Linked DNA regions of Homo sapiens: region 2 is linked to region 1. Evidence: chromatin contacts called from ENCODE Hi-C or POLR2A ChIA-PET data. All regions are on one chromosome and are shown on one strand. The core of a region is the stretch at or near the end of the contact, and the rest is flanking DNA. Distances in the headings are between cores, read along the strand shown. Region 1 holds the start of CDC37 (cell division cycle 37, HSP90 cochaperone). Region 2 has its middle 11 kb from the start of MIR4322.

The links. A loop is a pair of places that touch in the nucleus more often than their neighbours do. ChIA-PET counts read pairs that join two places held with the same protein, here RNA polymerase II (POLR2A). Pooled maps may share reads with other maps.
Region 2: a pooled map shows a loop between it and region 1 (2.4-fold over the local background). The contact joins the enhancer-like site here to the promoter of CDC37 in region 1. A Hi-C loop is called at or near these places in 2 of 50 pooled maps. POLR2A ChIA-PET finds 5 or more read pairs at or near these places in 5 of 52 experiments (CD4-positive, alpha-beta T cell, H1, K562 and 2 more).

Annotation. Positions count from the first base shown.
Region 1 is chr19:10,401,346-10,404,874 of GRCh38, reverse strand. CDC37 (cell division cycle 37, HSP90 cochaperone) reads left to right here and starts at 1,333. Exons shown (of 8, transcript NM_007065.4): 1 at 1,333-1,497. The coding sequence starts at 1,396. MIR1181 (microRNA 1181) reads left to right here and starts at 1,337; the gene lies at 1,337-1,417. RefSeq lists an enhancer at 808-1,157 and a silencer at 1,558-1,617.
Region 2 is chr19:10,218,111-10,221,261 of GRCh38, reverse strand. No RefSeq gene overlaps it. Among named protein-coding and RNA genes, the nearest start is that of MIR4322, 11 kb to the left of the region's middle. RefSeq lists enhancers at 846-925, 695-1,195, 1,146-1,375, 1,506-1,555, 1,196-1,696. Within about 2 kb of position 1,386, at least 2 of the 41 ENCODE cell types and tissues checked have a DNase peak (open chromatin) inside an H3K27ac peak, as active enhancers do.

The DNA of each region.
Region 1 (3,529 bases), core at 84-2,583:
GTGCTGGACTGCCAGGGTGGAGGGGAAGAGGGAGGGGTAGGAGATGGGGACTCCCCCGCCCCTGCCCGCCCACTCGCGGGTTTGAATGAAGCGCGAGGGGGAAGGGCGGCAGCGGGAGGACGTTTTTGTCCGATGGCCCTTCCCGCTCCATGCACCGGGGAATCCTCCCCCTTCTGGAGAACTTCGCTCGCTCTCTCCAGGCACTGCCTCCAACGTCGGCTCCAGGGGAGACTAGGAAGAGGCGCCCCTCACCGGAGTGGCTGGAGCTCCTCCTATCCAGCCTGACCCCCGAGGGAGCACCCTTTAATCTGAGATAATCCTGGCCCAAGGCTGCAACACGGCCTATTATCCTGGTATCAAAGCGTGGATTGGGATGCATGGAAGTGTGAGGTGGTCGAGGCCCTGCATGCTTAGAGTAATGGAGTCCTTAGAGCCCCGGCGGAGGAAGCGTACCCCAAGACGAACGGGGAGGGGCTATGCGTGGCCCCAGACTGTGACGACAAGGAAAGCCCCCTTCCACCCCTCCACGATTCCCCCCACCAAGCGCGGGGCCAGGAATACGCGCCGTGGGCTAGACTCTAGCGACACCCAGCGGCCAGCGGGGTGGGGAGCCGAGACCCGTTTTGAGGGGGTCCGGGTGATTCCAAAGTGTGTGTGTGTGTGTGTGTGCGTGTGTGTGTGTGTGTGTGTGTGTGTGCGCGCGCGCGCTCGCGCGAGTCCTCGCTGCGAATGGCAGGAGGTGGAAGACAAGGAGAAGGCTGTTGCCGAGGCGGGGAAACCCCAGCTCCCAAGGCAGGGCCACAGTCTCCCCTCCACGTTTAACCCTGCAAGGGGAGGGCCATACCACCCCCGATTTAGACACCCCCAGGGCAGGTCCAGTCCTCCTCGGGCTGAGAAAGTCCGAGGAGTCATCAGGCGCCCCTCTCCAGCGCAGGCTTAGGTCCCCGTTTACGAAGGGCAGGGGGAGGGCCTTCCCGCCGTGTCCCTACCCCTTGCAGACGTCACTGCGGCGTGGCTGAGGGGACAGTCCTCTCAGTCTCATCAACCGTCCCCTCCCTGCCACCCCAAACGCCCACCGTGGAGCGGCGGGAGATGAGGGGGGCTCGGAGTTGAAGCGCGCACTCATATGCCCCCAGGAGACCTAGCGGAGCCCCAGCGCCCGATGACGCGGAGTCTCTGCGGGAACTCCAGGGGGCCGGAACACTTACGCAGGGCCCTTTAAGGCTGGCTGGGTAGCTAGTGCCGCTGCCGCGGTTACTAGGGATGTGACGTCACACAGGGCGGGGTTTCCCGCGCTCGGCGGAAGCGGAAGGGGCGGGGCTCCGCGCTCCTAGTCTCCACTGCTGCCGCCGTCGCCGCCACCCGAGCCGGAGCGGGCTGGGCCGCCAAGGCAAGATGGTGGACTACAGCGTGTGGGACCACATTGAGGTGTCTGATGATGAAGACGAGACGCACCCCAACATCGACACGGCCAGTCTCTTCCGCTGGCGGCATCAGGTAAGGCGCGCGCGCCCATCCCTTTCCCCACTCCCGGACCCCGCTTCGGAGTTGTGATCCCCGATACTGCCCAGGGACCCCGCTGTTCACACCTAGGATTCTCACCCCCCCAGTCTGGATTTTCAGGAGCTTCGATTCAACTCCGGGACCCCAGTACCATTGGGACCCTGAGTCCCTGCCCTGGATCTCCGCTCCCCCACTCCCTGCTCCGATTTTTGCGTGGGATTCCCTATTCACCCCCTAGAACTTCTTCATAGTCTGGAGTCCCCTAGACGAGTCTTGGGGGTTCTCCCTAATTCTGTTCGGCAGTTAACATTTATACCCAGAACTCTGCCTCAAAGTTTGGACCCCAAATTCTTCTAGATGATCCCTCATCCTATTCGGGTATTCACTTCCTATCTGGGATCTCCCATCGCCCCCCCACCTCCGTAGTCTGGACCCCCAATACTTTGGTCTGTCCCGGGATCTACTTTCCGGGATCTTGATCCGGGGTTCCCATTCAGATCCGGAGTCGCCACTCCTTTTCTAAACGGAACAAGGAACTCTGTGCTACTCTGATATTCCTGTCCCTGCCCACACCCAGGACCCCCTTCCTAGAGTGTAGAACCGTCCCCCTTCAGGATCCTTAGTCTCACCGAGTACTTGGGTTTTGGAATCTGGTTCCCCTCTGGATCTAACTACCAGCTCCAACCCGATAGAGCCTCACATTCCAGCCTCTCCTTTGGCCTCCGGTAGACCCATTTCCCATTATACCAGGAAATCCTGCCCACGTGGCTTCCGGCCTAGCCAGAGCCCCTGCTCCTACTTGGTATTGCAGACCCTGTCACCACCCACTTCCCAGACTGGCTTCCTGTATGAGCCTCAGCCAGCATTGGAAACTCTCCCCTAACTCAAGCCCAGAACCCCAAACCCACCCCACCTTTTGTCCCCAGCCTGTTAGCTACTCTGTGACCCAAATTGTCCCTGCTCTTATCCAGGGACTCTCCTGGTCTGATTCTAAATTCACCACCCCTTCTTCTATCTGACCACAACAGAGGTCCCGAATCCAGACCCCAGAATCCCAAGCCTGGGTGATCCATGTCCCACCACCCTCTCAGTGCTCACGAGCCAATGGGATGACTAAGACTTAAAGGTTTAACCTCCTGCTACCCCAAATGAGTGTGCCTGCATTACATACCAGTGTCTGTTGTATTCCTTTTTTTTTTTTTTTTTTTTTTTTTGAGACGAAGTTTCCTTCTTGTCGCCCAGGCTGGAGTGCAGTGGCACAATCTTGGCTCACTGCAACCTCTGCCTCCCGGGTTCAAGTGATTCTCCTGCCTCAGCCTCCTGAGTAGCTGGGATTACAGGCATGATGCACCACCATGCCTGGCTAATTTTGTATTTTTGGTAGAGACAGGGTTTCTCCATGTTGGTCAGGCTGGTCTTGAACTTCCGACCTCAGTTGATCCACCCACCTCGGCCTCCCAAAGTGCTGGGATTACAGGCGTGAGCCACCGCACCCAGCCATGTTGTGCTCTTAAACGAAGGGCATATACCTCTCAGAACCTTCTAGTGAGGATCTCTTACCCCACCCTCCCATAGGGCAATTCCCCATCATTTATCCAGAAACAACTAGAAGGTCCCTTTCCCATCCTTCCAGAATACTCTGGAATACGGCATTAGTCTCTTCATCTAGCTCCCAGTCCCACTTCCAGACCTATTCCTTAAATCCTGAGTCTCCTGGGTAGTGTACCTGCCAAGCAAGCCACTGGAGTGTGGGAAGAAAGTTCTAGCGCTTCTATTTCTTGCCGTGTGTAACATTTTATTATGAAATATTTAAGACTTCCTCAAAGCTCCAAAGACTATTCTTGGGAAGACCTATTTCTGTCACATAAAGAGGTTAATCTTTACTACTGTGGAGAATGGTTTGGTCCTGCCGGGTGGGAGGGCCCCCCTCCTGCAGCGTAGTGTACCTGCCACACCCTCCTCCCTCTGGCACAGAGCTTTTCCTGTCCTGCCGCTGAGAACCCCGGTGGTTGTAGTGGCATGTAAG
Region 2 (3,151 bases), core at 137-2,636, 180 kb after region 1:
CAACCGGGATCTTTCCCAGGGGCAACTCACCTGCACCTCCCAGGGATTAACTCGGTCTGGGATCTCCCTGCTTTCTCTGAAGGAGACAGCCTGGCAGGTGGTGGGAGGCTCCTACATCCTCCCAATTGTATGTGCCTCCCGGGGAGCTGGAGAGATGGTTTGAGGGGGCTACAAAGAACCCAGATACCCACCCTTAGACACGGTGTTCCCAAAAGTAATGGCTGATCTTCACCGAGCACTTTCCAGGCATAAAGACTTGACTGCTCAGGAGGTGGAAGTTACTATAAACTCTTATGGAGGTGTGAGTTCAGAGAGATCAAGCAAACTGCTCAGAGTCACACAGCGCTAGTCGGGGTAGCGCCTGTCTGGATTTGAACCCAAGCAGGCTGACTCCAGACCATACTGGATCCACCACTGGGCTAGAGAAAGGCCACTCAGCTGAGTGCAGTGGCTCACTCCTATAATTCCAGCACTTTGGGAGGCTGAGGTGGGTGGGTCACTTGAGATCAGGAGTTCGAGACCAGCCTGCCAACATAGGGAAACCCCGTCTCTGCAAAAAATACAAAAATTAGCTGGGTGTGGTGGCGGGTGCCTGTAGTCCCAGCTACTCAGGAAGCTGAGGCAAGAGAATTGCTTGAATCCGGGAGGTGGAGAATGCAGTGAGCCAAGATCACGGCACTGCACTCCAGCCTGCGCGACAGAGCAGAGCAAAAAAAAAGACAGAGAGAGGCCACTTAGCTCCCTCTTTGCCATGGAAGGAGGAGCCACGAAGTTCATCAAGAACCAGGAGAAGCCAAGATAGGATGCAGCCTCGGGTGGGTCCCTCGGTGGGTTCCCTGGTGATACTCTTCTCTTTTGTCTGCAGGCAGCCGGCTCAGTGGCTCCTTTGAAGAAAAGTCTAGAGTTTTTTTGTTTGTTTGTTTTTTAAGACAGGGTCTTGCTCTGTTGCCTAGGCTGTAGTGCAGTTGGTGCCATCATGGTTCACTTCAGCCTCCCAAGTAGCTGGGACCACAGACATGCACCACCATGCCTGGCTAATTTTTTTTTTTTTTTTTTTTGTAGAGATGGGGGGTCTCCCTATGTTGCCCAGGCTGGTCTCGAACTCCTGGGCTCAAGCGATCCTCCTGCCTCCACCTTGGCCTCCCAAAGTGCTGGGATTTCAGGCATGAACCCTTTGATGGGGGACCCTAGGCACCCAAGCTGGAGCCCCACACAGCAACACCAGCTCAAAGACTAGGACAGCCAGTGGGAGAGAAGGCAGACCGCAGAGGCTGAGGGCCTGCAACCCCCATCGGAATTCCCCTTCTCTAGCAGTTGAGACAACAACCTCTGTTTGGAAACCTGAACCCTAGATGGGATGGGGGGTGGGGTGGGGGAAAAAGGCACAGGCCAGGCTGGAGTCAATAGATTTTCCCCAAGTACCCACAGGGTTCTCTATCTCCCCCTTCAGGACTCTGCTCAAATGCCACCTCCTCAGAAAGGAGTCACTTGCTTATTACCTGGCAGTATATATTATTAAGTTGGTGCAAAAGTCATTGCGGTTTTTGCCATTACCTTTAATAGCAAAAATTGCAATGACTTTTGCTATTTCTTTTAATGGCAAAAACCGCAATGACTTTTTTTTTTTTTTGAGATGGAGTCTCGCTCTGTCACCCAGGCTAGAGTGTATGGCCCGATCTCGGCTCACTGCAAACTCCGCCTCCTGGGTTCACGCCATTCTCCTGCCTCAGCCTCCTGAGTAGCTGGGACTACTAGTGCCCGCCACCATACCAGGCTAATTTTTTGTATTTTTTTTTTTTAGTAGAGACAGGGTTTCACCGTGTTAGCCAGGATGGTCTCAATCTCCTGACCTTGTGATCCACCCACCTCGGCCCCCCAAAGTGCTGGGATTACAGGCGTGAGCTACCGTGCCCAGCCTACAATGACTTTTAATGGCAAAAACCGCAATGATTTTAGCACCAACCTAATATGTATCAATTTATCTGTCTCTACCCCCATTAAAATACAAGCACTGTGAATATAGGACTGCACCTGCCTTATTTACTAATGTATCTCCAGTGTTGTTTTTTTGTTTTTTTTTGAGACAAGGTCTTACTCTGTTACCCAGGCTCAAGTGCAGTGGTGCAATCACAGCTCACTACAGCCTCAACCTCCTGGGCTCATGGGCTCAGGTGATACTTCCACCTCAGGCTTCCTAGTAACTGGGATTATAAGCCTGCTAATTTTCTTTTTTTGTAGAGACATGATTCTTCCATGTTGCCCAGGCTGGTCTTGAACTCCTAGGCTTAAGAGATCTGCCTGCCTCAACCTCCCAAAGTGCTGAGATTACAGGTGTGAGCCAACTTGCCTGGCTATTTATGGCTCTCTAACTTTTTTTTTTTTTTTGATACAGGGTCTGACTCTGTCACCCAGGCTGGAGTGCAGTGACGTAATCACAGCTCACCGCAGCCTTGACCTCCTGGGCTCAAGCCATCCTCCCACCTCAATCTCCCAAGTAGGTGGAACTACAGGTATGTGCCAACACACTGGCCTGCTTTTTTGTATTGTTTGTAGAGACAGGGTTTCACCATGTTGCCCAGGCTGCTCTCAAACTCCTGGGCTCAGTGCTCCTCCCACCTCAGCCTCCCAAAGTGCTGGGATTACAGGCATGAGCCACCATGCCTGGCTATCTCTAACATCTTAAACACTACTTGGCATGTTCCCACCCCAGGGCCTTTGCACCTGCTGTTCCCTCTGCCTGGAATGCCTACACACAGTAGGTCCTCAGTAAATACTTGTTGAATAAATAAAACAAAAGCAAATGATGGTCATTTCAGTGAGTGTTAAGTGCTAGGAAGAAAATAAAATAGGGCCGGGCACGGTGGCTCATGCCTGTAATCCCACCACTTTGGGAGGCCGAGGTGGGCAGATCACCTGAGGTCAGGAGTTTTTTTGTTTTGTTTTGTTTTGTTTTTGAGACGGAGTCTTATTCTGATGCCCAGGCTGGAGTGCAATGATGTGATCTCGACTCACTACAACCTCCACCTCCTGAGTTCAAGTGATTCTCCTGCCTCAGCCTCCCGAGTAGCTGGCATTACAGGCATGTGCCACCAAGCCTGGCTAATTTTTGTATTTATAGTAGAGACGGGGGTTTCATCATGTTGGTCAGGCT